Regions from separate parts of the Mus musculus genome. Here region 2 is linked to region 1. A link is a loop called in an ENCODE intact Hi-C map of the cell type or tissue named here. Cell type or tissue: heart. All regions are shown on one strand. Each heading gives the region's core, and the rest is flanking DNA. Links, peaks and the distances in the headings are about the cores only.

Region 1 (12,550 bases), core at 1,534-9,533:
CAGTCTGCCTTAGCTACCTGATTGGTGCATGCACATATAGTTGCCTTTGAGGCCTGAGGGGATTGGTTCCAAGGATCCAAAATCCCTGATGTTCTGGTCCCTTATATAAAACAATACAATATTTTCATATAACCACCACTCATCTTTCTACATATTTTAAATTATCACTAGACTGCTTACCTAATACAATATAAATGCTATGTAGATAGCTGTTACATTGTATAGTTTAGGAAACTTTTAGTGAAAGAAAGACTTTACATATTCGGTATATATGCAAGACACCCTTCCAAAATATCTCCAGTCTGAGGTTGAATGAATCCGTGACTGCATATATTCCATGGGCACAGAGGCATTGAACCCTGAAAAGTCATTTGAATTCCTTACTATTTACCTTGAAGCAAACTTCCCCCTGCTCTTACCAGGTTTTGAGACAGAGTCTCATGCAGGCCAAACTTATCTTGAACTTGTTCTGTCGTGAGAATGATCTTGAATCCTCCTGTCTCTACCTCCCACGTTCTGGGATTATAGGCATCTATCACCACGAAGGGAGCTCTCTTTCCTTGGTGTCACAGAGGGTGTTGAATGGCTTTAATGGGCTCTGCATGTAGCTTCTACCCAGCAAATATCAGAAATACAATTGGACACTTGTTATATCAACCTAGTTTCTGTCATGACTGTATCATCTCCACGCATGGCTTGGCCAGAGTCACGTGGTTGGTGAATACTCAGTAGTGCTGGGAGAGGAACCCTAGATCTGATGTTTTCATCAGGTCTGCTAGGGGCTCTGCATCAGTTTAATGGGTTTGGAATCATTTTCAAAGGAACTGGGAGCTCTTGACTACGACCAACAGCTTGATATACGAGAGAAGACATTTTCCTCTTGAGAGCTCACTGAGGAGATCAATAAAGGCGGCCTCTAAATCGCTCCCATTTTTATGAGCCCTTGTGAAACACTTGGGCTTGGTTTTGCTTTATGCAGTCAAAACTGTTTCCTGTTTGGCTCCGGTGGTGGGGATCCTGGAGCCTGTAGAGTCTCAGGGCATGAGCGATGCCAGCTGTCTTGCCTGAGGTATACTTCACAATCTCCTACAGTCTCACATTCATTATACCGCTCCTGTTCTCAGAAATAATGGATTTATCTGTTGGAGTAATCCTTTTTAGAGAAATCTGGAAAAATGGACCTCGAACCACTTCCACCCACCAGCCACATGTTCTGTGGTACGAGACTCACACTTCAAATCTTGCTGTTTCTCTCTTTGAGGGGTTTGGTTTATTGGTATTTATAACAGTGAGTGAATACTTATAATATTTATTGTGGATAGAGCCCTCACTGTATACATCGGTGAATATCCTATGCTCATCAGCATACTACATGAATATATATCTCTATTTTATGTAATATGTTTATATAAATATAATTATATAACAAATATACTATGTAATATTCATCTGTGTATATTACAATTATATTTATATAGAATGTACTGGCTGGTTTTGTGTGTCAACTTGACACAAGCTGGAGTTATCATAGAAAAAGGAGCTTCAGGTGAGAAAATGCCTCCATGAGATCCAGCTGTAAGACATTTTCTCAACTAGTGAACAAGGGGGAAGGGCCCCTTGTGGGTGGGACCATCCCTGGGCTGGTAGTCTTGGTTCTATAAGAGAGCAGGATAAACAAGCCAGGGGAAGCAAGCCATTAAGTAACATCAGCTCCTGCTTCCTGACCTGCTTGAGTTGCAGTCCTGACTTCCTTTGGTGATCAACAGCAATGTGGAAGTGTAAGCTGAATAAACCCTTTCCTCCCCAACTCGCTTCTTGGTCATGATGTTTGGGCAGGAATAGAAACCCTGACTAAGCCATAGAATAAAGGTGGTTTTCAGTAAGAAGTTTCTAAGATCCGTGATTCCCAGGAGTAACTGAAGTGGAGACTTCTTAGCTGTACAGGTGGATTAGCTTTGCCGAGAGGCATAGGTGAGAGGAAGTAGGAAAGGATGTATTAGTTGCCTATTGCTGTGTAACAAAGTACTCTAAACTCAGTGGCTTAAGACAGCTGTTGAACTTTTACTGGGGTCTGCTAGGAAGTCGTTTTGCTGATCTCACCTGGGATCTCATGTAGCTACAATCATTAGGCAACTTGACTGGATGATTAAATATAGGTTTACTCATGTGTCGAGCAGTTAGTGTTGGCTGCTATAGGATGTCTTTCTGTTTGTCTTTGAGGCTACTCTGCAGCATATGTGGGTTCTTTTACAAGCCTGAAGAAGAGTTTTGAGAGAGTGAGAATAGAAGCTTCCAGACCTCTTGACACTAGGCAGACTTCCTAGCTGGTTTGGGGCCACACAGGATTTCTTCTGTTCTATTCGGCTGGTCAAAGCATGCTGTGAGCCAGCTCAGATCAGAAGGCAGGAAAATGGATCCCCACCTCTGATGCGAGGAGGTGAAGCCATGTGGTTAGGTTGTGTATGGACAGGACTCCAGGTGGCCATTTTCGTAAGCCAGCCCCACCCTGGAAGGGCTTGCTTCACTCAAGCTCACTTCCTTTCCAGACTCACACTTCCTGGTCTCTGAGAAGTCCCTGCCTGTGGATATATTCATTCACTCAGGATTTGGACTCCTGGGCAGACAGTTCAACAGCTGCAAGCACTTCCATCAGTGCCCCTGAATAAAATTAGCTTGCTTTCTTGATGAGTGTTCTGAAAGCTCTCAAATCTCATGCTATTCCTCGTGGGATTTTGAAGACTATGAGAAAGGCAGCCTGGTGAGATGGAAAGGCACAGGTTTGGAGACTGGGTGGACATACATTTGGCCAGTTCCTCATTAGTTAAGACTGACCACATTTGATGGTTTTATTTCACTTTTAAAATTTTAGTTGTCTCATCCATAAAATGGATATTTCTATTTTTGTGCTTAGTTGGGGGAGTCATTAAAACATTGGTGGTTATTAGAATCAACTCTAAGGGTACCATGAATTCAAGATTCTTCGTGCAGTTTTCCTGAGACAAGCACACCAGCTGTTTCCTTTCACCATACAATGGTAGGCTGACCAAGTAGGACATATATCTTCATAAGAGTGCTCATCCTATTCGTCATGATTGCTGCACGCAGGGAAGATTAGAATGGGTTCCCTTCACTTATCTGAGCTTCTTGGTATGAACTAGAGGAGGGTTAGGAAAGCCAGCTAGGTGGTCTGCTCTAGATGACAAGAAATTCTGTTCAAGGGATACATGAGACAGCCAGAAACAATACAGGAAATCCTGTCACTGCTTAGGACAAAGATGTAGGGTCTGGATGCGAAGAGCAGGGTCTTCAACTTCTTAGGTCTTGGGCATCTTTTAACTTGTCTGAGCCTAGATTTCTATATGTATTGCTGGTGATCAGAATTTCATTTAGCAAGTGTCTTAGGGTTTTACTGCTGCAATGAAACAGCACGACCAAAAAGCAAGTTGGGAGGGAAAGGGTTTATTTGGCTTACACTTCAGATCACAAGCTATCATTGGGGGAAAGTCAGAACAGGAACTCAAACAGGGAAGGGGGACCTGGAGCCCGGAGCTGATGTAGAGGCTATGGAGGGGTGCTGCTTACTGGCTTGCTTCCTCTGCCTCCTAGAACCCAGTCCTACCATCCCAGGGATGGCACCACCCACAATGGGCTGGGCCCTCCCCCATTGGTCACTAATTGAGAAGAATACCCTAAACATGGAGGCATTTCCTCAACCAAGGCTCCTTTCTCTGAGATAACAGTAGCTTGTGCCAAGCTGACGCACAAAACTAGTCAGTACTGCAAGCTTGCTGAGATAAGATACTTTTGTTCAGTTTAGCTGAGTTCCTGGAGCATAGTAGGCTCACTGAAAATGGTAGCTTGTGATTGATTGTTCTTAGCCCTGTTTATGACGTGACTCTCTGTTTCCTGTGCGCTGGAGCACTCTACAGGAAGTGATGTGCTAGCTCATTGAATTCTTCAGATGAGCCGCCTCCTGGGATGTAATAGCTGTGTTTTAAAAAGCTGTGTGTCGAGTGAATTTTTTATAAGTTGAATCCTATTCACTGACCTGATTATTGATCTCAGTGAGAGAGTCCATGGGGGGGGGGGAAATGCAATAGATGGGGAAAAAAATGCAATAGATGTGAGCAAAGTTGCTGCAATCAGCGTCCACTGCCATTCTATCCAAGGAGGCGGGCCTAGGGATGTGGACATAGTGCATAATTAGTGACGGAGATGAGAAATCAGACTGTCTGACCCAGACTTGGTGAAAAAACATTGGGAAAGTGTACAAGGAGAATAGAAATCAGAAATATATGGAGGAAAATTATAACCAGTATCCAAGGGTGTACTGGCTGTTTTTGTATGTCAACTTGACACAAGCTGGAGTTATCACAGAGAAAGGAGCTTCCCTTGAGGAAATACCTCCATGAGATCCAGCTGTAAGGCATTTTCTCAGTTAGTGATGAAGGGGGAAGGGCCCATTGTGGGTGGTGCCATCCCGGGGATCATAGTCTTGGGTTCTATAAGAGAGCAAGCCGAGCAAGCCAGGGGAAGCAAGCCAGTAAGTAACATCCCTCCATGGCCTCTGCATCAGCTCCTGCTTCCTGACCTGCTTGAGTTCCAGTCCTGACTTCCTTTGGTGATGAACAGCAACGTGGAAGTGTAAGCTGAATAAAACTTTTCCTCCCCAACTTGCTTCTTGGTCACGAAGCAGGAATAGAAACCTTGTGCAGGAATAGAAACCTTGACTAAGACAAAGGGGGTAGGATAGGGTTAGGACATGAGGTCATATTATTTCTTGTGTCTATTTTGCAAAGGATCTATGGTGAACATGGATTGCCTTCATGACACTTAAAGTCAGTTTGGTAAAGAGGAAGTAAATTTAAAAGAGAAGTGTTGAAAGAACAGAGCCTCAGCAGCCAAGTGGATCTGGAGGAGGGACCTGTGTGTCCTGGACACGGGCAGATGTGACTGTAAATAGAGACTGACTTTCTTAAGCTTTGTGGGTGGAACATACATCTTGGTGGATGTGGGATGTTTTAAGGGGTGAAGGAGGGAGCAGGTCAACTGCTACATGATATTTGATTTACTTTGTTAGTATTTTTGCCTTGGATTCCATCTGTCATGGCCAACTGTAGAGACTAGGGCAAATCCTCAGAAACTCCCATCAGGGAATTTGGAAGAAATTATGAAATAAGAAAATATAAGTGCTTTTTATTGTTGTGGTGAAGTGCAGAGTGCTCCGCCATTTATCATCACCAGGAGTCCCTGACATTCCCACAGGCTTTCTGTAGCAGTGATGTGAGATGTTAAAGAGCACAGCCTTTTTACTTTAATACAAGGCTTCCTTGCTTGGCAGTCACTCACGATCATTCTCCCCTCAGGTCTGGGATCTCCACTACACACACCAGAAACCCTCAGGCCAGGTTCTTTTCTTGGAGCCAGCTGGGCCCCTCCTCCATCTCCAGGACGTCAGGCTGCTGGGCAACTTGCCCAGAAGTCCAGAGTTGCAGCTGTCTCCCTGGACATGAGCATAAGCAAAAGGATTCTCCCCAGGCCCCATGCGTTTGGCCTGGAGCAGAGCCTCTGCCAGCTCCCCTCTGCTGTCTGATCTGCAGCAGACCCTGGCTAGAGAAGGTCTTGTAGTGAGTTGTGAGTGTGTGGAGGGGTGTGGTTCAGGCATGTGACAAAGTTGCTGCAATCAGCATCCACTGCCGTTCTATCCAGGGAGGCAGGCCTAGGGATGTGGACACCGCACAGCTGGAGTTCCCTGGGACTGTTGTGGGCAGGAATGGAAGGCTCTGCTGAGCTCTGTTCTTTAGGTCAGGCTTTCTGCTTTTGTTTGCAGTCCCACGGAGAAGAGCTATGAGCCATACCAGGTCCTATGGTGCCTGATTATGTTGAAACTCACAGGACCCTCTGGGGAATATAGGGAAAGAAGTAGTCCTTGTTTAAAGGTGTACCCAAGTGATGGCAGCTCAGGAGGTTTGAACATGTCGATCTAGCTTTCGCCTTGTCTGCCTCATTCTCTCCAGGTACCTTGAAAGAAAGGTGTAGACCCTCTTACTCCCAAATGCAGAAGGTAGTCTGGAAAAGTGCATGATGGGATTTGACACCCAGGCTCCATGATGGGAGCCAGAGTTGGCCCTTTGCTCATGATGGAAACGTGGCTAGAGTCTGTCTCATCCCCAAGGTGCTACAGCCTGGAGGTGGCTCGGCTTCTGTCCCTATGGTTTTACCTTCCTTTGTTTCAGCACTCACAGTCCTTGGCACAGGGAGATGCTTGGAGAGGGTCTGGGTGCTATCTGTTAGTCACTATCACCCAGAACTGAGAAAACAGTAGCTGAATTTAAACCAGCAAGAGGCGGCTTCTGCCCAGTGAGGCTGTGGGAGGATTTGGTGTGATTCTCTCAAGAAGGGACAGCTGGCAGGACCAGTGGCCCATGGCACTATGCCAGCTTGACTTCTAATGTCATAAGAACTAACAGAAGAAGTGAGATGATTGGTGGGCCCTGCAGGGGGGGGGGCGGAGCCAGCCGTCGTGTGCAGCCAGTGCTGTGTGGGTTCTCACTTGGCGTTGCCCTGTACTCTGCAGTGAGGCGCCTGGGGTGATAACCTACCAAGTTCTCTACCCTGTGCTCCAGAGAACTAGGAATGTAAGATGCACGGAGTGCCACATGTAGCCACCCTCTTCCTGTCTCTTCACTAAATGTCTGCTGTATGGTCCTAGGTGAATACCTTGATAACATGTCTAAAATTAAACTTAGTTTCTTCTTGGAATGTTGCATCTTTCTCAAGACCTAAAAAATCCCAGATTTCTTCATCATTTCCTCTTTCATGGCTGCCTTGTACTAGTTTTTAGATCTTGCCTGTCTGCCTGCTTTCCTCCTTCCCTCCCTCCTTCCCTTCCTTCCTTCTCCCTTTCCTTCCCTCCCTTCCTTCTTCCCTTCCTTCCTTCCTTCCTTCCTTCCTTCCTTCCTTCTTCCTTCCTTCCCACTCACTTCTACCTTCCTAGCTCATGTGAAGACGAGTGAAAGTCTCCTAGCCAACCTTTCTGGTCCTGGATGGTTCATTTTAATCTTTGAGACCCATCTTGTTATGAAAAGTAATCCCTTTGGGCTGTCTCTACATCCTGGAGCGATAACTTGGTGTGGGTTTCCTCACAGTCCCTGAGGCAAGACAATAGAATGAGGGGGCACATCAAGGAACACATGCTAGACAAGGCCTGCAGTGGTACTCATTGGCCGGCCTCGTTTTCATGCTCAGATCCCCACTGTGATACACTTACAATGGCTTAGAAACTTCTGGGCTGTCTTCTCTCTGTAACCATCCATCTGTGACTGTGGCCCTTGTCTTTATCACCTGTCTGCTGGATGTTTAGGAATTCTGACTCTTTAATGGGGCCAAATTATCCTCTCAGAGGTAAAGCAGTCCCTGGTGCTAAAAGTCAGGGCATACTGATCAAGCTGAAGATAACTGACCCAAGCTATGCAGTAAGACGGGCATGGAGACCAAGTGTCATGGTGACTGCCCAGTCTAAACCCACAGCTCAATCACCTTGTGTGCAAGTCACTTCTCCAGTCTGGCCAGTCCAATCTGGCCTCTTTTTTTTTTTTTCAGATGTAGAATGTAGTCCAGTTCTGTGATCTCTGGGTTGTTCATCTCCTGGCTGTCCTCTATTTTCAAGGGAATTTGGTAAATGCTCTTTACTTTCTCAGTTATTTCCTTGCCTTGTGCCAAAAGGGTACCCATGAATTCTGGTTCAAGAGGAATTAGAGTGTGATCCACAGAAGAGACCTTGGAGATCACCTGATGTAACCTTCTACCTGATGGGCATCTGCAGCGTCTATAAAACAAAGCAGGCAGCAGATTGATTTTCTGTCAGACTCCTGGGGAGGGGCGATCCATTTGGTCCCAAGGGTTCAGAGCACTTAGTAAAGACCACCTGACTTCCCTGAGCATAGGAGGAGGGGTCCATCCATGTTAGAGATAGACAGAAAAGCCTGGCTGGATTCCACTACTGAGGGCATGGACTTTAATGGGCTTTTCTTTGTTCTTTCTCCTCTCCATGGGACCTTGGAGACTAATGGCTACTCAGTTTAGGAGAATGAGACTTCTTTATGTGTCCTGCTCAGGGGAAGGCCAGCCATATTTCATAGCTACAAAACAAGGGCAAGGCATTTTCTTGACAGCTGTGTAGTTGGATAAGGCTCTCTGTTGACTCCTTGGCATTTTCCATACAATGAACATCCAGGTTGAACATTGAACACAGACACACACAATCTAGACAATGATATGGATAACAGTTAGCTGGGAACACTGGGAGAGAGTTAGGGATCCCTAGGAGTCCTAAAGCTCCAGGAAGGGACCCAAGGAGCCAATTATGAAGTGATTATTAGAGTGAATTTGATATATGCTAGAGAAAGTTGTATTTTGGGAGACAATAGTCTGATATTTCTTCTATTTACAGTTTTTCTAGCCTTGTATCATAAGAGCAGGTCCAGTTGGATCCATGTGTTAATAATAAATAGTTGGACTTTACCAGAACTATCTGACTGGCTAGTCTAAGCTCATGTTTCCTAAAGTAGGATAAGTAACCCACTTGCATCAGCCCCACCTGCGAGTGTCTTTCAGAGAGTAGAACCAGAGTCAACGTAGCCTTACAGGACCACACAGTGGCATCTAAGTGCCTGCCTGAGATGGGATCAACCTGCCATCCAACCCTGTTGTGGCATCCACAACATCCTCTTTTATTTAAAGGTGATGTTAAAACAACACTGAGCAAGTGGTCAAAGGAGAATTCTTTAGAGAAAACATTCCCAAATGCATCTCTGTGTATCCTTCCTTAGGCCATGGCTTCCTTTGTCAGATCCTCTGTCACAGCAGTCACTGCACACACTGACCAGGACGAGGCTGCACTCTAGTGTGGGGAGGTTGCATCTATCACTGCTTAGCTTCATAGCTGCAGCAAGCTCCGCAGGGCTCTTCTATTTCTTCCCTTTTGTTTGGAAGGAGAGCCCTGGTTTTTTCTCTTTCTACTGTAGTTCTCAAACCAGTGTCTCCAGGCCTCTAGATTCTACCTTGAAGGCTACTGAGTTTTCCACAGTGTTTGTCTCAGTAGTGTCTGCCAGTTTACCCATGTGCTTTTGTATCACTGTCCCCAATTCCCAAAGAAACTAAAGAATCTGTGCCCCCTTTTCCCAAAACCTAGGAAAAAAAGAGTAGGTTTACAGGGAATGACAAGAAGGTCTTTCTGGCTTTGCATAGAGGCTCAAGTTGGAATTTTTGCCTCATGTGCTTAGCAGTTATGTGACCTCTGGCTGACCTAGATCATTCCATTTAACTAGTCCCCTTCTCTGTAAAATGAAAGATGGCCTCCTGTGATAGGTGCAGATTCCATAGAATAGTATACAGAACCTCCAGCTCTGTGCCTCACAATAGCATGTCTACACTTCTCCACCCCAACTCTTCTTTCCTGTGGCTCACCTCACTCTGTTGTCCCGTCTGTTAGGTCTCTCTTTCCCCACTGGCTGTAAACAACAACACAGCTCTCATTCTGTGCATATCTATGACCACAGGTTATAGGGTGGTTTGTCTAAAGATAGACTGCTACATCAGGTGTCCATACTGTGTTTGTCTAAATATCTAGACTTTCTATGGTGGTTAATCATGCCCAGGTTAACCAAAAGAAAATCTGACTCACCACATATCATATATTTGTGAAGAAGAAGGAGAAGGGGAAGGGGAAGGGGAAGGGGAAGGGGAAGGGGAAGGGGAAGGGGAAGGGGAAGGGGAAGGGGAAGGAGAAGGGGAAGGAGAAGGGGAAGGAGAAGGGGAAGGAGAAGAAAGGAGGGCAAGTTATTTTAATAATAAGCATAGCAAGAATCTCAGTGAAGAAGAGCCTGTTTTATTCTTGTCTGGAAAACTGCTCATGATCAGAGCAGGTTAGATTAAATCAGAAGGTGAGGAGGTGTAGGGGGAGACATTAGCAGAGGCTCTGATGTTGATTTCAGTGTGCTTTTAAGGACTTTAGAGCTGCTGGCTTTGGTCCTTTATTAGCTCTAATTTACTTCCAAATGCACAGGCTCCCTGTGTCCTGATGTAGGTGTAAATCACTGGCACCACTCTTGTAGGTTATCAGTCATGATTAGGATTTTTTTTTTTTTTTTTGGTCCTAAAATGGAACTAAGCAGGGATGACAAGGTAGAGAGGAGAGGAATGAACATTTTGGAAAGAACCTAAGTTAGAAAGGGAGGCCACTGGGCCGATGATATTTACAAATTTGCTATTTAAGCATTGCCTACAGTGGGCATGAGTGCTAGATACATCAGGGAACAAAGGGAGAAGGAGAAAAAAGAAGCCCAGAGTGAGTGAGTGTGGGTGTTTTAGATGTCGCTTTATCCTAAGGTTGGGTGTCTTCTTTCTGGCTTTGTAGTGACTCTGTCCTGCCCTAAGCAATAATAATCTAATGAAAGTTTATGAAGGCAAAATATCACAAGAGAATTCAATATCCATATGGATACTGGAATATATTTGTTGATGGGACCTTGAAACAACAGGGTAGCAAATATTTGGGTTATGAGGAAGAGTTTTCGGGAAACTATAGTAGCTATCTGTTGTTTTAAAACAAAGAATTCCAAAACAATACATCTTTTTTGACTCATAGTTTTAGGGGTCAAGAATCCAGAGGCAGTGTACTGGCTTCTCTACCTCATGGTCTCTCATTAATCTTCAGTGACAGGGTCATCTAGGACAGGAGTCTCATGTAAAGACTGAAGGAAGACCCACTTATTTTTTTTTTTTAATATTTTTTATTACATATTTTCCTCAATCACATTTCCAATGCTATCCCAAAAGTCCCCCATACCCCCCCCCCACTTCCCTACCCACCCATTCCTATTTTTTTGGCCCTGGCGTTCCCCTGTACTGGGGCATATACAGTTTGCACGTCCAATGGGCCTCTCTTTCCAGTGATGGCCGACTAGGCCATCTTTTGATACATATGCAGCTAGAGTCAAGAGCTCCAGGGTACTGGTTAGTTCATAATGTTGTTCCACCTATAGGGTTGCAGATCCCTTTAGCTCCTTGGGTACTTTCTCTAGCTCCTCCATTGGGAGCCCTGTGATCCATCCAATAACTGACTGTGAGCATCCACTTCTGTGTTTGCTATGCCCCGGCATAGTCTCACAAGAGACAGCTACATCTGGGTCCTTTCAACAAAATCTTGCTAGTGTATGCAATGGTGTCAGCGTTTGGAAGCTGATTATGGGGTGGATCCCTGGATATGGCAGTCTCTAGATGGTCCATCCTTTCGTCTCAGCTCCAAACTTTGTCTCTGTAACTCCTTCCATGGGTGTTTTGTTCCCAATTCTAAGGAGGGGCATAGTGTCCACACTTCAGTCTTCATTCTTCTTGAGTTTCATGTGTTTAGCAAATTGTATCTTATATCTTAGGTATCCTAGGTTTTGGGCTAATATCCACTTATCAGTGAGTACATATTGTGTGAGTTCCTTTGTGAATGTGTTACCTCACTCAGGATGATGCCCTCCAGGTCCATCCATTTGGCTAGGAATTTCATAAATTCATTCTTTTTAATAGCTGAGTAGTACTCCATTGTGTAGATGTACCACATTTTCTGTATCCATTCCTCTGTTGAGGGGCATCTGGGTTCTTTCCAGCTTCTGGCTATTATAAATAAGGCTGCTATGAACATAGTGGAGCATGTGTCCTTCTTACCGGTTGGGGCATCTTCTGGATATATGCCCAGAAGAGGTATTGCTGGATCTTCCGGTAGTACTATGTCCCAATTTTCTGAGGAACCGCCAGACTGATTTCCAGAGTGGTTGTACAAGCCTGCAATCCCACCAACAATGGAGGAGTGTTCCTCTTTCTCCACATCCTCGCCAGCATCTGCTGTCACCTGAATTTTTTATCTTAGCCATTCTGACTGGTGTGAGGTGGAATCTCAGGGTTGTTTTGATTTGCATTTCCCTGATGATTAAGGATGTTGAACATTTTTTCAGGTGCTTCTCTGCCATTCGGTATTCCTCAGGTGAGAATTCTTTGTTCAGTTCTGAGCCCCATTTTTTAATGGAGTTATTTGATTTTCTGAAGTCCACCTTCTTGAGTTCTTTATATATGTTGGATATTAGTCCTCTATCTGATTTAGGATAGGTAACGATCCTTTCCCAATCTATTGGTGGTCTTTTTGTCTTATTGACGGTGTCTTTTGCCTTGCAGAAGCTTTGGAGTTTCATGAGGTCCCATTTGTCAATTCTTACAGCACAAGCCATTGCTGTTCTATTCAGGAATTTTTCTCCTGTGCCCATATCTTCAAGGCTTTTCCCCACTTTCTTCTCTATAAGTTTCAGTGTCTCTGGTTTTATGTGAAGTTCCCTGATCCACTTAGATTTGACCTTAGTACAAGGAGATAGGTATGAATCGATTCGCATTCTTCTACATGATAACAACCAGTTGTGCCAGCACCATTTGTTGAAAATGCTGTCTTTCTTCCACTGGATGGTTTTAGCTCCCTTGTCCCATGTCGAAGATCAAGTGACCATAGGTG
Region 2 (12,550 bases), core at 2,454-10,453, 67 kb after region 1:
GACAGCTAGAGGAAGAGGAGGAGGGCTCACCGGCTTCCTCCTGCTGTTTTTAACGCAGGAAAGCTGGATCTATCTGAAGTGTCACCACATAAAGCCCTTCGTTGTTGGAACCTGTGAGGGAGCTGTATGTGTCAGTCCTTTGCTCTGGGACTATCACTTAAAGGAAGGTACTGGGAGAAATCAAAGTGATGGAAGGGCCAGGAAACAGGGCCAGTAAGATCAGCAGATCACTATTTATGCTTACATTTGCCTAAAACTTACATTTTAAAGGGCACTTTAGACTTATTTTGTTGCCTGTGTGGGAGGTTTGTTGTTTCTATTGAAGTTTTACATTTCACACACATTTCTCAGTTAAGTGTCCTTTTGTAACATCAGTCCTGAAGCACAAATAGTTTTCTATTACGTGGCTAAGGAACATAAAACTCCAATAGTAATTGCCGTGGATAGTTATCACTTTCCTTAGAGTCATGGAAACCTTTGCAGAAGAGGGTGGAGAGGTCTCATAAACACAGCTTCAGGCCTCTCTACCACTTACTGTCAAGACAGGGCAGCTTAGAAAGGTGTGAGGATGTTTGGGGAAACCACAAGCTTTGAGGCAGCAGCAAGGGCAATGAGTCTTTCTAGGCAGGGCTTGAGAGAATCAGAGAGGCTCCAGAGATGAGCCATAGGTTTGGTGGGAGAGATGTCACCAGTGCCTCCCTGATGGGAAGGGGATAGGGACTTGATATCATGACCTTACTCTTCTTTCCTGCTTGCTATTGGCCGAGTTCTCCCAAAAGGTAGGTGGTAAGGAAGCCCACTGATGTCCTTGATATGCAGCCTTCTAAGACCCTGAATAGTGTGGGGTGGGCTGTTAGGGGAGCTGACAGAAGATATTCAGCGTAGGGTGAGACAGAGGCATGCTATTTCCACATCTTACTCTAGTTTTCTAATATTTAATTTATAAAGGTGTCGGGAAGGAATCTTTTAGTCACTCAATAACCATTGCTCTCTCCCCCAAAGGAGGTATTAGTAGTAATAATCAGACAGTTATACTTACAAGCATACAGCAATATATGCTATCTAAAAGTAAGAGATATAAAGAACATGAGAGTTTCAAAGCATGGTAGTAAGATAAGCAGTTCATACTAGCCCCCAACTTTAGAGGCTGAGTGTGACCTCCAATCCTGCTTCCTGCAGCTGTCTCCCCTTTCAGCCTGCCCCAGAAGCAGCCACTGCCTGGAGCTTCGTCTTTATGTTTCTCTCATAGACTGTCTTGTTTTGCTTGGTCTGGGACTCAGCAAGGTGGCAGTGACTCCATCATAGCTAGGTTTCCATGCGTGCCTCTCCTGACCTAGAGTAGGAGGCCACACCACCACACTACCAACGAATCTTCCACTCTAACGTTCAGTGAAAATGAAAACTTTTGACTCTGGGGGCTCATAACAAAATTATTAATAGAAGATTAATGGGGTACTAAAGTGTCTCTTGAGAAGTTCCTCATAGTTAACTCAAACAAGGGAAATCAATCATGATTACTTTTGTCAGTACTTTGAAGAGGTGCTATAATTGATATCGATATCAAAGAATAAGTGAAATTCTTTTCAATTCATTGATTGCTAGGAAGGAAGGCCTGCCAAGTACTGCCATGGTGCAGAGGGTGGCCTAGATCCTCCTTCTGTGGCCTGGCAGAGTCCGGCAGACACATCAGCATGAGCAGCAGCACCTGTAGGTGCTGGATGCAGAGCTGGGCCCAGTGCGGGTGGGGGGCTTGGGGGCAGCATGGGCACCTGCAGTGTTGTTGCCTTGGGATCATGGTGGGGTTTTACAAGGCTGTACTCCAAGCACAGGCTGGAACTCTAGGAGACTCTGGCTTCAAATATTGGGGTGATGGGCAGCCCAGACAGAGCAAATGACTCAGGGCGAGGGGAGAGTGAGGCAGAGGTCAAAAGCCCGGGAGGATAGAAACATCAGGACTTTGGGGGGTAACAGACAGGAATTCCATAGGTCCAGTTAAGACATTTTGCTGACTTAATATTAAGAGTAGAGGTGCCTAGTCTTACTGCAACCTGATATGTCATGTCTGGTTGATATCCCTGGGAGGAGGAGAGGGTTGGGGGAAGAGGGAAGCTGTGAGGCATGTGTGGTGGGGTGCCTGGGAGAAGAGGAGGGAGGGAAACCTACAGTTAGGATGTAATAATATATTTTTAAAAATAAGTTTTGTTGATAATCACTCTTAAGAAGGACAATTAAAGTTTAGTTTTTAGATTGGCTTTGGCAGCTGAGTGGAAGATGGAATGGAGGAGGCTGGGGCATGCACAGCTGTATCAATATAGATGAAGGATAATAATAATGGCTGGCATTTACTGGATACTTACCAGGTCTGCTCCAGGCACTGCTAGGACTTTACAAACACTGATTTAATTCCCATAGCTCTTGGAGGTAATGTTATTCCCATTTCACTTAAGAGCAAACTGAGGCCAGGGAAGGGTAAATGACTTGCCTGTGGAGTCAGAGCCAGTATAAATTTGAAGCTAGATGGTCTCCAGCACCAAAGCCTATGTTTTTGCCCCCTTTTTTGTTTATTATTCTCTCATATACTACATCCTGACTGCAGTTTCATTTCCTTCCCCTCCCCTCAATTTCTCCCCTCCATCTCTGCTTTCCCCCTGATTCACCCCCTCTTCACCTCTTCTCAGAAAAAAAAAGCTTTCTGGGGACATCGACCAAATATGGCATAACAAACAATAAGACAAGCACATATTTCCCATCAAGGCTGGATGAGGAAAAGGGTCCCAAAGGCAGGCAAGAGTCAGAGACACCCACCCCTGCTCCCACTGTTGGGAATCCTATGAGAACACCAGGCTATACAACCTCTCTGATGATAATTATACTAGGCTTCAGTTCTGGCACATTCTGTAGGCATGACGAAATGTGCTTTGTGGCTGTGTTGGTATCCCAATCCCTCTACTTGAGGGTTTACCTGGTTACAGGGGATGGCTGGTTCAGGCTCTGTGTCCCCTATTACTAGGAGTCTTCACTAGGGTCAGCCTCATAGATTCCATGGAGTTTCCACTACACTGGGTTTCCACCTCACCCTCAAACGCCCCCAAATTCCAGTTGTCTCTCATAGTATTCTCTTTCTAGCCCTGCTACACCTGATCCTTCCTGTTCCCATCCTACCTACCCCTAGTCCACCCAGGAGATCTGGTCTGTTTCCCCTTCCCAGGGAGATCCTTTTGTTCCCCTTAATCCCCCTTGCTACTCAGCCTCTCTGAGTCTGTGGACTGTAGCACAATTATCCTTCACCTCACAGCTAAGAGAGAGTGCATATAATAAGTCTTTCTAGGTCTTGGTTGCCTCACTCAGGATGATTTTGTTCTAGTTCCATCCATTTGCCTACAAATTTTATGATGCTATTTTTTTAACTGAGTAATAGTCCATTGTGTTAATGTACCACTTTGAAAAAAAAATCTATTCTTCAGTTGAGGGACATCTAGGTTGTTCTCACCTCTGGCTGTTATAGATAGAGCTGCTATGCACATAGTTGAGCAAGTGTCCTTGTGGTATAGTGGGGCATCTTTTGGGTATATGTTCAGGAATTGTATGGATGGGTCTTGAGTTAGATCCATCCCCAATTTTCTAAGAAACTGACATATTGATTTCCAAAGTAGCAAAGCCTATGTCTTATGCATTGAAATGATAAGGAAGCCAGGGTAAGGGGCATGGTGGTGGCAGAGTACAGGGGACTGAGATGCATGGACAGAGATAGCCCCAAAGATGGCTGAGACTGAACTGGAAAAGGGTGGTTGGAGTAAGGAGCTCAGGACGTGTGCTGATGGTGGGCTCTGGGTACTGCCCTTCCAACCTGCTTTCCCGAAGAGTCTCTGTGGATGTTGGGGAGAGAGGGGCCTGAGGCAGGAAATGCCTAGGCCTAGCCAGAGCTGGCTTATAGTTCTGGAAGTTCGGGACAGTGGGGGGGGGGGGGGGGGGGAGGCGGCGTTTTGCAGGGTGTAGGTGTCTTAGAGTTTCTTCCTCCTGTTCTAGTTGCAGACAAACAAACTCAGCTTGTTTATGCTCAACTATGGAAAATACCAGATTGTACCAGGAGATACAGGGAAAATATAAAAGCAATTAAACCATAGGATCTTTAAGGAGCTAAACAAAGACTCTCCATAGCAGAGGGCACCTCTCTCCCAATGCAAGTCAGGTGGGTAGGGTGTGCCCTATGAGAGTTTAGGGATGAACTCCTGGCTCATTTTCATCGGGTCTGCGGTGGGTCGATCATGCAGCTGCCTGTGTGTCTCTGCCTTCTGCCCTCTTCTGAGGTCAGCACATGTTTCTGGAATTAGCAGTCGGTTAATCCACAGCTTGCGGTTGGCTCACACCTGTGACAGTTCACTGCCATAGGCCTGGGCAGGTCTGCCAAGTCCTGGTAGGGCCAACTGTGGCAGGGGCTAAGAAAAGCCTAAAAAGAAACAGGTTGTGGGGAGGGAGGGGAGAGCAGAGCAGAATACTTCAAATGCAGAGGCTGCATTTGTGGCTCCCCAGAGAAGGACAACCCCGGCCAGCAGAGGCAGAAACCATTTGGTCCTGAGTTACTTCCAGGAGCCATCCTGAGTATTTCAAGAACCAGGAAATGCCTTCAGGAGATAAATCAAGGACTGAGCCCTGCATGAAAGAATCCTAGAGGAGGGGTTATTGTGTCTGCTCCACGTGTCTTCCACGCGCCTCATAGAGAGGACACTGCCGCTGACCTTGTAGAAGGAAATCGTGTGCTAATTCCGAGGCAGAGTAGGCTTGAGAAAAGTTATGGACACACATGAAGATTCTGTGGGGGCTTCTAGCCCAGAAGAGCTGCCTTCTGCAGGAGTGTGGGTGTGCTCACCAACCCTTCATCTCCTGTGAACCACAGTGTGTGTGAGGGTTCACCTGGGTGACACACACAATCTCCTCAAACAGAAACAGCTGGCTGCAAGTGGCAGTTCTTTATCTTGCCTAATCATGGTGTCCCTTGAACTGTTTGGTCAAAGTTAAGGATAGAACTATACGTAAGTCATGGTGGTAAAGATACAGGATAGAGTACGCCTGTGGTAGATGCTGAAGGGATGAGTGTATATGTCTAATGTTTGGCCCTCTTTTTAAATTGGAAAGGTATATCTAGTGATTTTTTATTTAAAAAAATGAAAAAGTAAAAAATCTTTTGGAAAGCACTTATAGCTCTACCGCCTACAGATAATAAGAGTTAATGTATTGTTATGTTTCCTTCCTGTGTTTTAGAGCTTTGAAAAAAAATAGTGAATCATATCATTTACTCTATTTTCACTTCATTTTGTACCACAAAACAGTTTCTTAACACGGTAAAGTTGTATCATGGGATGTATCATATCTAACTAAATTAACTCCAACAGAAGTGTCTTAGGGTTTCTAATGCTATGATAAAACACCATGACCAAAAGCAACTTGGGGAGGAAAGAGTTTATTTCAGCTTATAGTTCCAATCACAACCCATTAGGAAGAAAAATCAGAGCAGGAAGTCAAGGCAGAAACCCGGAGGCAGAGAGTCAAGCACAGGGTTCCCGCTCACTGGCTTGCTCGAAGCTTTCTTGTATAACTCAGGACCACACACCCAGAAGTGGCTCCGCTTACAGTGGGCTAGACCCTTCCACATCAGTCATTGATCAAGAAAATGCCCCACGGGTATGCCCACAAGTCACTGTTATAGAACACATGGAGTTTCCTCTTCCCAAGTGAAACTAGCATGTGTCAAGTTGACAACACACTAAGCTAGTACAGTAGACGTCTAAATTATCCAAAACACCGTTGGAAACATCGTTACACATAAGCCTTTATCTGCATCTTCAGTGCTTTCTTTCTGTTTTTAATTTTTGAGATGATAATTACAATATTTCCCACTTCCCTCCCTCCAAACCCTCCCATAAAGTCCTCCCTCCCTCCCTCCCTCCCTCCCTCCCTGTTCAACTTCAAATTCATGGCCTTCTCTAACTGTTATCACACACATACACATACACATTCCTATGTATGACCTGTTCAGTCCACACAATGCTACCTGTGTGTGTTTCCCAGGCTGGCTATTTGGGACTGGTCAGCCAATTGGTGCATTCTTCCCTGGGGAAGGCGACTTCTTCAGCCCCACCTTTTCTCAGTTGCCTATAGATTTAGGTGGGTTGTTTTGTTTTGCGTTGGTTTGGTTTTTTTTTGGGGGGGGGAAAGGGGTGGTATAGATTTGTGGCAGTCATGGGAATCTTATAGTGAATAAGACAAATCATCACATTGCTTTCAAGATTCCTGAATTATACTCCCAGTGTGACTGGCTTCAATTTCTGATCCTTACTTTGGCATGAAGATTAAGGGCATCTGATCACCGCTGTCCAGGAAACACTGTCCAAACATTGTCCCCACCATTGTGAAGAAAACCTAGCACACATTACACAGCTAGGCCTGATCCTGGCTGTGTAAAGGCTAGGGGTTGATCACAGGACTTGTGCTTCTGAGTCTTCGAGGCAAAGGACATCCTTACTTACAGCATGGCCCCTTAACAGAGGCCTCACAGTAGTGTTCAGAGCTGGTGTGATATACAGCAAAGGCCAGATTTTTGTGTCCTTGGTGAATCTTTGGGTTTTTCTTTTTATCTTCTCTCTCTCCATTTCTGTTTTCATTTGTCAGCTAGCTGAATTGTCAATCCCTGCCTTGGCTCAGCGAAAGCTGCCAAGCTCTCTATGCCCAGCTGAACTAGAGACCTCATTTGCCCTCTATGGAGAATGTGAGGCATCCTGGGAGTTCAACTCTGGGTAGCTCGGGTGTGGTCTTTAACATCTCATTTAAGCTGCTGGAGTCCATAGCTCTTCCCGAGCAGGCTGATTAAGAGGCTGAAGTGTGTCCGCTGTAACCTTGATTAGGTAAACTTCAATGTCAGAAGAAATAAGACCCAGTGCATTCAGGCCTTCCTGACGTTCATGCTAGGTAATCAGGGTGATTTGAATTTAGCCAGGACTCATTCAGTGGGTGTGATGGAAACAAGGAGCAGCATCCTTGAATACAGATGCTGAGCAGCAGTAAGGGGGTTGCTTTTCTTCCTTGGCAACAGATTTGGTGCTGTTCCCTCCCCCCATTTCAGGGACATTGCCAGCACATTTCCCATTCATTACTTCCCAGAATCATCATTGGTTAGGTTTTTTGCTCTGCCCTTCGTTGGCCTTCAGAGTAGTGTATGCTCTCAAGCATCCACGAGATACTGATGCTCCTGGACACTGGTTTTATACAGAGGCTGCCTTCCTTAAAGACTTTTGGCAACTCAGGTATGCCGCCACCAAGTGGTAGACTACCTTAGCTCTGCTGGTGGGAAGGCGAGAGGCTCCAAATTGTAATGTTCTCTCCTTGGTGCATCAGGTCTCATGTTTGCCAGCTCTACTTTAAACACTTTTATTAAATACTAAAATTTAAGTAACCATAGATAATTACTGTTTGTCCACTACAACATAGGTTTACTACAAGTTTCCTCTGATAAATGTAGTAAATTCAAATAAAATACTGCATGTGGAAATGGCTAGCTTAGACATACAATCGCCAGCTGAAACTAGGCATTTTATAATGATGTTATTTGGGGGGAAATCTGCTTAAAGAACATAGCATATATGTAATAATCCCTACCTTTCTTTTATAAAATCGTATTTTGAGCAGCTAGAGAAAAGCAGAGCTCAGCCACCGGCTTGCCTTCCTTCGTAGCAGAGCAGAAGTCCCGTGCTACCTCTCAGGGCGCCCACAGCTTTCATTCACTCTCAGCAGCCAGAGCTGGAGAGAAAGGCTTCATTTGTCTTTTCAAACCTTTCCTTCTAAACACTGTTTTTCCTCTTTGCACTCGGAAGGCAAGAACATGGGAGAAACAGCGCTCCCCAGGGCGTTTCTGTGTGTTGCTATCCTCTACTGAGAGCCGTTTGCCCACTGTCTCATGATGTTCAGAGCTGCCTTAGATAAGATCTGTTCCACACTTCTCCCTCATCCGTCCAGTATTGGATGAACATAAATTGAAAAGGGCCATTAAGCCTAGTTTGCCACAGATAGCAGGTCTAAGGTCAAGTCTTTTCATGAGGTCAGATTGTCCATAGGACATGAGTCCTTATGAGTAGAAAGCGTTAGCAGGGTTCTTACTACTTGTCTCTAAGTTTGCAGAGCACCCAGGTAAAAGAGCCTCACTCCTAAACTCCTCAGAGCCAGTACTAGGGAGTCATGCCAGCCTGAAGTCACCAGACTAAGCCTCCTTCAGGACATCTCCTGTCCCCTGTCAAGCCCTTTTCCGGCGGAAGCATGCAGAAGCCTGGAGGCACAGGAGTGGCCTGTCTCCCTGAGGAGGTGCTGCTGCTCCTAAACTGAGCAAGGATGACAGACCGTTCTCCCAGAGCCCAGACAGAGTACTCTGTCGTCAGTGTGGTGACTCAGCAGGGACAGATATGTTTCCGGATAATATACTGATGTAATCCCAGTGTGTGTCCTGATGGCCCCGCCTCTTCTCTTCTCCCAGAGCCTCCTTCTCTCCTAACTCCCAGTTCTGTTAGGTCACTTGAGGACCACGGCTGGCTTGGAGAGCTCCAAGGCCCTCATGCCGGAGCATTTTCTCCCTCACATCTCTCATACTGTTCTGTCCACAGCTGGAATTTTATCTGTTCCCATCACCCGTCATTCGTGTGCTGGGTTTTGGCGTGGTGCCTGAGCCAAAGTCTGACCCCGGTGTTGTGACACACCCCATCCTGGTTCTCTGTGGGAAGAGAACATCCTTGATTTCCAGATTGGGATACCGGAAATCCAGGTTTTCTAACTGGCCAGCTGAAGAGAAACTCCGTGTAGTAGACTTGCAGTAGGGCCAGCCCTTCCTCACACTGCCCAGCCCTGACTACCATGGAGAACTTTATCCGTTCTGTGAGTTCTCAGGACAGTTGCTTACATACACCAATCCCAAGGGGTTTGTCAAATGATCATATGGCCCTTTCTGCTCAATTGCAGACTATTTGGGAGAGTTAGGGGGCTCCAGGTTTTGCCTTCAGGAAGGCTCATGGTCTGGTTGTATTTCTGGAATCAGGGGGAAATATTAAACCAAAATGTGTCCAGCTTACTAGTCACATGGGAACTCTCTCTTGGCCTGTTACTCACAGGTGTGATTAGTAATTATGTTGCTTTCTTTAGGTTAAAACAGGTTTTTCCATCCTTCAGACTTGGTCAGACTGGCAGGTGAAGAGAAAGTGTAGGTGCAAGGCTCTGGTTTGCTGCAGAGGGAGAGGGAGGCAGAGGGGAGGACAGAGACATCAGTTTCCAGATTGTTCTTTTCTTTCTTTCCATCCACTGCTTTGGTGTCCATTTCCTTTCTGCTTCATGTTCTGAGTAACAGGAAGAAAAGGAGAGAGGTCATGCCCTAGGCAACCATGTCTGTTCCCATCCCACCTGCCCCTGAACTTGCGGCCTCCTAGCCTTGCAGATGGGCAGTGGCTGCAGTGTTCCTGAGTGTCCAAGGCAGTCTTCTCTCGGAGAGGGCAGTTCCTTCTTCCACCACATCTTGGGCCAGCTGCCGCTGCCAGTGTCCTTCCTCCTTTGTGAACAGAAGCTCCTTCAGAGTCCAGCTGAAAAGACCTTGCTAATGACAAAGGCTGCATGGGGTGGTGCCACAAGCTGGATGGCCTCTTGCAGGAGGAAGGGTGGTTTCTCCTCTGGGAGGCTGCATGCCTCCACTGCGCCCACCCTTCTCACACTGGTCCCAGAGCTCTTTGCAAGTCCCTTTACCAGGACTCTTTGAACATCTTCAGGATGGATAATCTTTTTCCTTTCTGGCCATACTTCATTTGCACATGTATGCTTGTTTAAAGGTAGCTTTAGAGATGGTGGAAGGATGAGAAGTTCTGCTGAGGACTGGGCCTTTGAGCTCCCACTTGATGATGGGGCTTGGAAATGCTGGGTGGAACCCTAAAGCCTGGGTCACTGCTGTTTAATATTCCACTTTTCCTCATTCAGGAAGAAACACTGAAGTGGCCACTCCCTGCTCCTGGCTTTTGTAAACAGACTCATCTGGGTGAAATTAGGTAATGCGTTTTAAAGAGTTAGAAAGCACCAAACTTCCTTAGTTGCCTTCTGCTTCTGGTTTCCCTGAGTATCTGACCAGAACACTAGTCCTGCCAAACCTGGGAGTGCAGCTGACAGGGCGTGCGTCCTTGTCCTGGAAGTGGACTGAAGCACAGTATACCTTAAATGCCTGTGCTAGAAGCAGTGGGGGCAGGGGGGAGGGGCAGGACAGCCCCACCCTACACCCTTCAATCAGAATCATCCAGGCTGTACAGTTTTGTAACATTGTAACACAACAGCTTACAGACTTGTATTAGTCTTCATTCATAGCTATCCTTGGTTGTTTGTAGCACATAGGCTGCATGTTACATTTAAGGTTATACATTTAGGGTAAAGCATCATCTTGTACTATACCCAGCGTCATCCTCTGACCCTCATAGAACAAGATTCAGAGACAAAAGATAGTTTGTTGCATGGCATAGAAAAGACACCAGCTGGGGATGAGATGGCTCAACAAACATGATGACCTGGGTACCATCCACAACATTTGCATTAAAAAAAAATGGAAGCAGAGAAAAGCTGATTCTTGGTGCTCTCTGGCCAGACAGCCGAGCCTATTGGTCACGCTCCAGGCTAATAAGAGACACTATCTCTAAAAAACAAAGTGCATGGGTAACCCTGGAGGAGAGATAACTGAGGCTGACCTCTGGCATCCACACATAGGAGCACATTTATGCAGGTGCACCCTGTTCCCCACATACATGGACATGTGACTATGCACAGACACACAAAACACTAAACCTTTAGTATAATAACTGGTATAGGAGACAGTCTTCCAATGAACCAAAACAAGAGCAAAAACCAAATATTTGGGTTAATTAGTATGGCTCCCTAGGTGGCCTCAGTGACATCTAAATCACACCCCAGTAGAACATTAGCTAATGGTGGCCTCACAGTGACCCGAAGGAGAGACATCTGTGGCAGGCATAGGAAGCCTTCTGCTCCTACTCTCCCCTTTGGACGAGCAGTCACGGAGAGGCCCTCTGAGCCATGATTGCTGACAGTGCTCCAGTGTTCTTGTTTATACAGATTAGAAAAGCTCAAAGCAAGTGCTAATGTGTCCTTAACAGTTTTCTCCCACACCTGCTGACTGCTGGTTATTTAGGAAAGCAGGTGTGGCCTGGTTTGTGGCAATCAGCAGAGAACTGGCAAGACCCAGTGAGGAGCGCAGAGCAGATTCAATGGATCCTGAGACCATAGCCAGGGTCTCCATGCTTCTGAGGATGATGTAGAATCCCAGCAGGGATGGATCAAGGGGAGCAGTTTCTCCCTTTCTCTTTCAGTTCATTCAGTTCGTAGAAGGATGGACGGAGCTTGGGAGCAGCAAGTAGAGAGCAAATGGCTTGTTTGAGGCTGCTGTTCTTTTCTTTCTCTGCTCTGTTCACTACTTATTCATGGTGATGTCTCCAAGCATAGAAGTCTAACCAGGAGCCATGGGTAAGACGTCTCCAGGCTCCTCTGTACCTAGTCTGCAGCTGGCATTCTTGTCTGTAGCTATAACATCGTAACAGTGGAGTGGCATTAAACAGAGAGTCCTTGGTGTGAATTGTCCTTCCTCTCTGAATTATTCCCTCAGTGACCAGGCTAGCCTTTGAATTTGTCACCAACATTTGATAACCTTATGAATAGGTCTGATTTACAGGTCAATTATGTCCCATCCCAACCCAACCCAAGCCCAAACACTGGTCTTTCCTGGACTCCACACTAGTATTCTAACACCCCATACACACACACACACACACACACACACACACACACACACACACACACTGCTAACCATCTTGCTAACAAAGCAGTCCTAGTAAGCAAAGGGCAGCTTTGCCTGCTCTGCTGGTCAGCTGGAGGGGAGTTTGCTGCTGATCTCTGCCTCCAGCCACCTCCAGGATAGACTCATGTTATCTCATGTTATATTTATTGCAGTAGCTAGTTACAGTGAGAATCTGCCAGACATTCGTGGGAACAGGGTGAATTTCAGGTGACATATTGACTGGGACAAAAAGAGTCAGGCCAGAGCACAGTGAAGACCAACTGATAGGTGCCTTACAGTGCCCCGTGGGGAAGTCAGGGTGGCCTCGTCCTGATTTGGGGCTTTTGCATTCACACAGGTTACACCAAACATCCATGACATTGTAACCATACAGTAGGAGTGATATTGCTCTGTACAGAGTTTCATGTGAGGGATAAATTACATATTGTATATAAAGTACTTACCATACACAGAACCTCAGATAATCAGTAAAAGCTATTTTTTAAAATTAGCATATGATGTCCCGTCTTTGCTGTTTCACGCTGCAGTGTTTGGGGTGATAATTGATGCCTCTCCAGCTTGTGGTCTTGTCTTCACAATACAGCACACTAGCCCCATATGACTGCTGGTCCCCTGCTTCCTCACTCAACTCCACTTTTCCTGTCTCCTGCTTGGTGGCAGAGCAACACACAGGTGGTC

The links. Peaks named below come from ENCODE experiments on the same cell type or tissue, not always from the same donor. Only the 100,000 strongest peaks of a DNase experiment are listed, where the experiment ranks them.
Region 2: a loop joins it to region 1, with 1.8 times the contacts of the local background. A loop is called at or near these places in 4 of 42 quality-filtered maps.

The regions. Positions count from the first base shown.
Region 1 is chr16:34,434,223-34,446,772 of GRCm38, reverse strand. All of the region lies in intron 1 of Kalrn (kalirin, RhoGEF kinase), which reads left to right. Among named protein-coding and RNA genes, the nearest start is that of Kalrn, 74 kb to the left of the region's middle. In heart, for the core only: no CTCF peak of the experiment used is centred there; a DNase peak (open chromatin) is centred at 5,502; H3K27ac peaks cover 1,886 bases.
Region 2 is chr16:34,368,469-34,381,018 of GRCm38, reverse strand. All of the region lies in intron 3 of Kalrn (kalirin, RhoGEF kinase), which reads left to right. Among named protein-coding and RNA genes, the nearest start is that of Kalrn, 140 kb to the left of the region's middle. In heart, for the core only: CTCF peaks have their summits at 7,314 (motif pointing left) and 8,353; a DNase peak (open chromatin) is centred at 8,588; H3K27ac peaks cover 1,037 bases.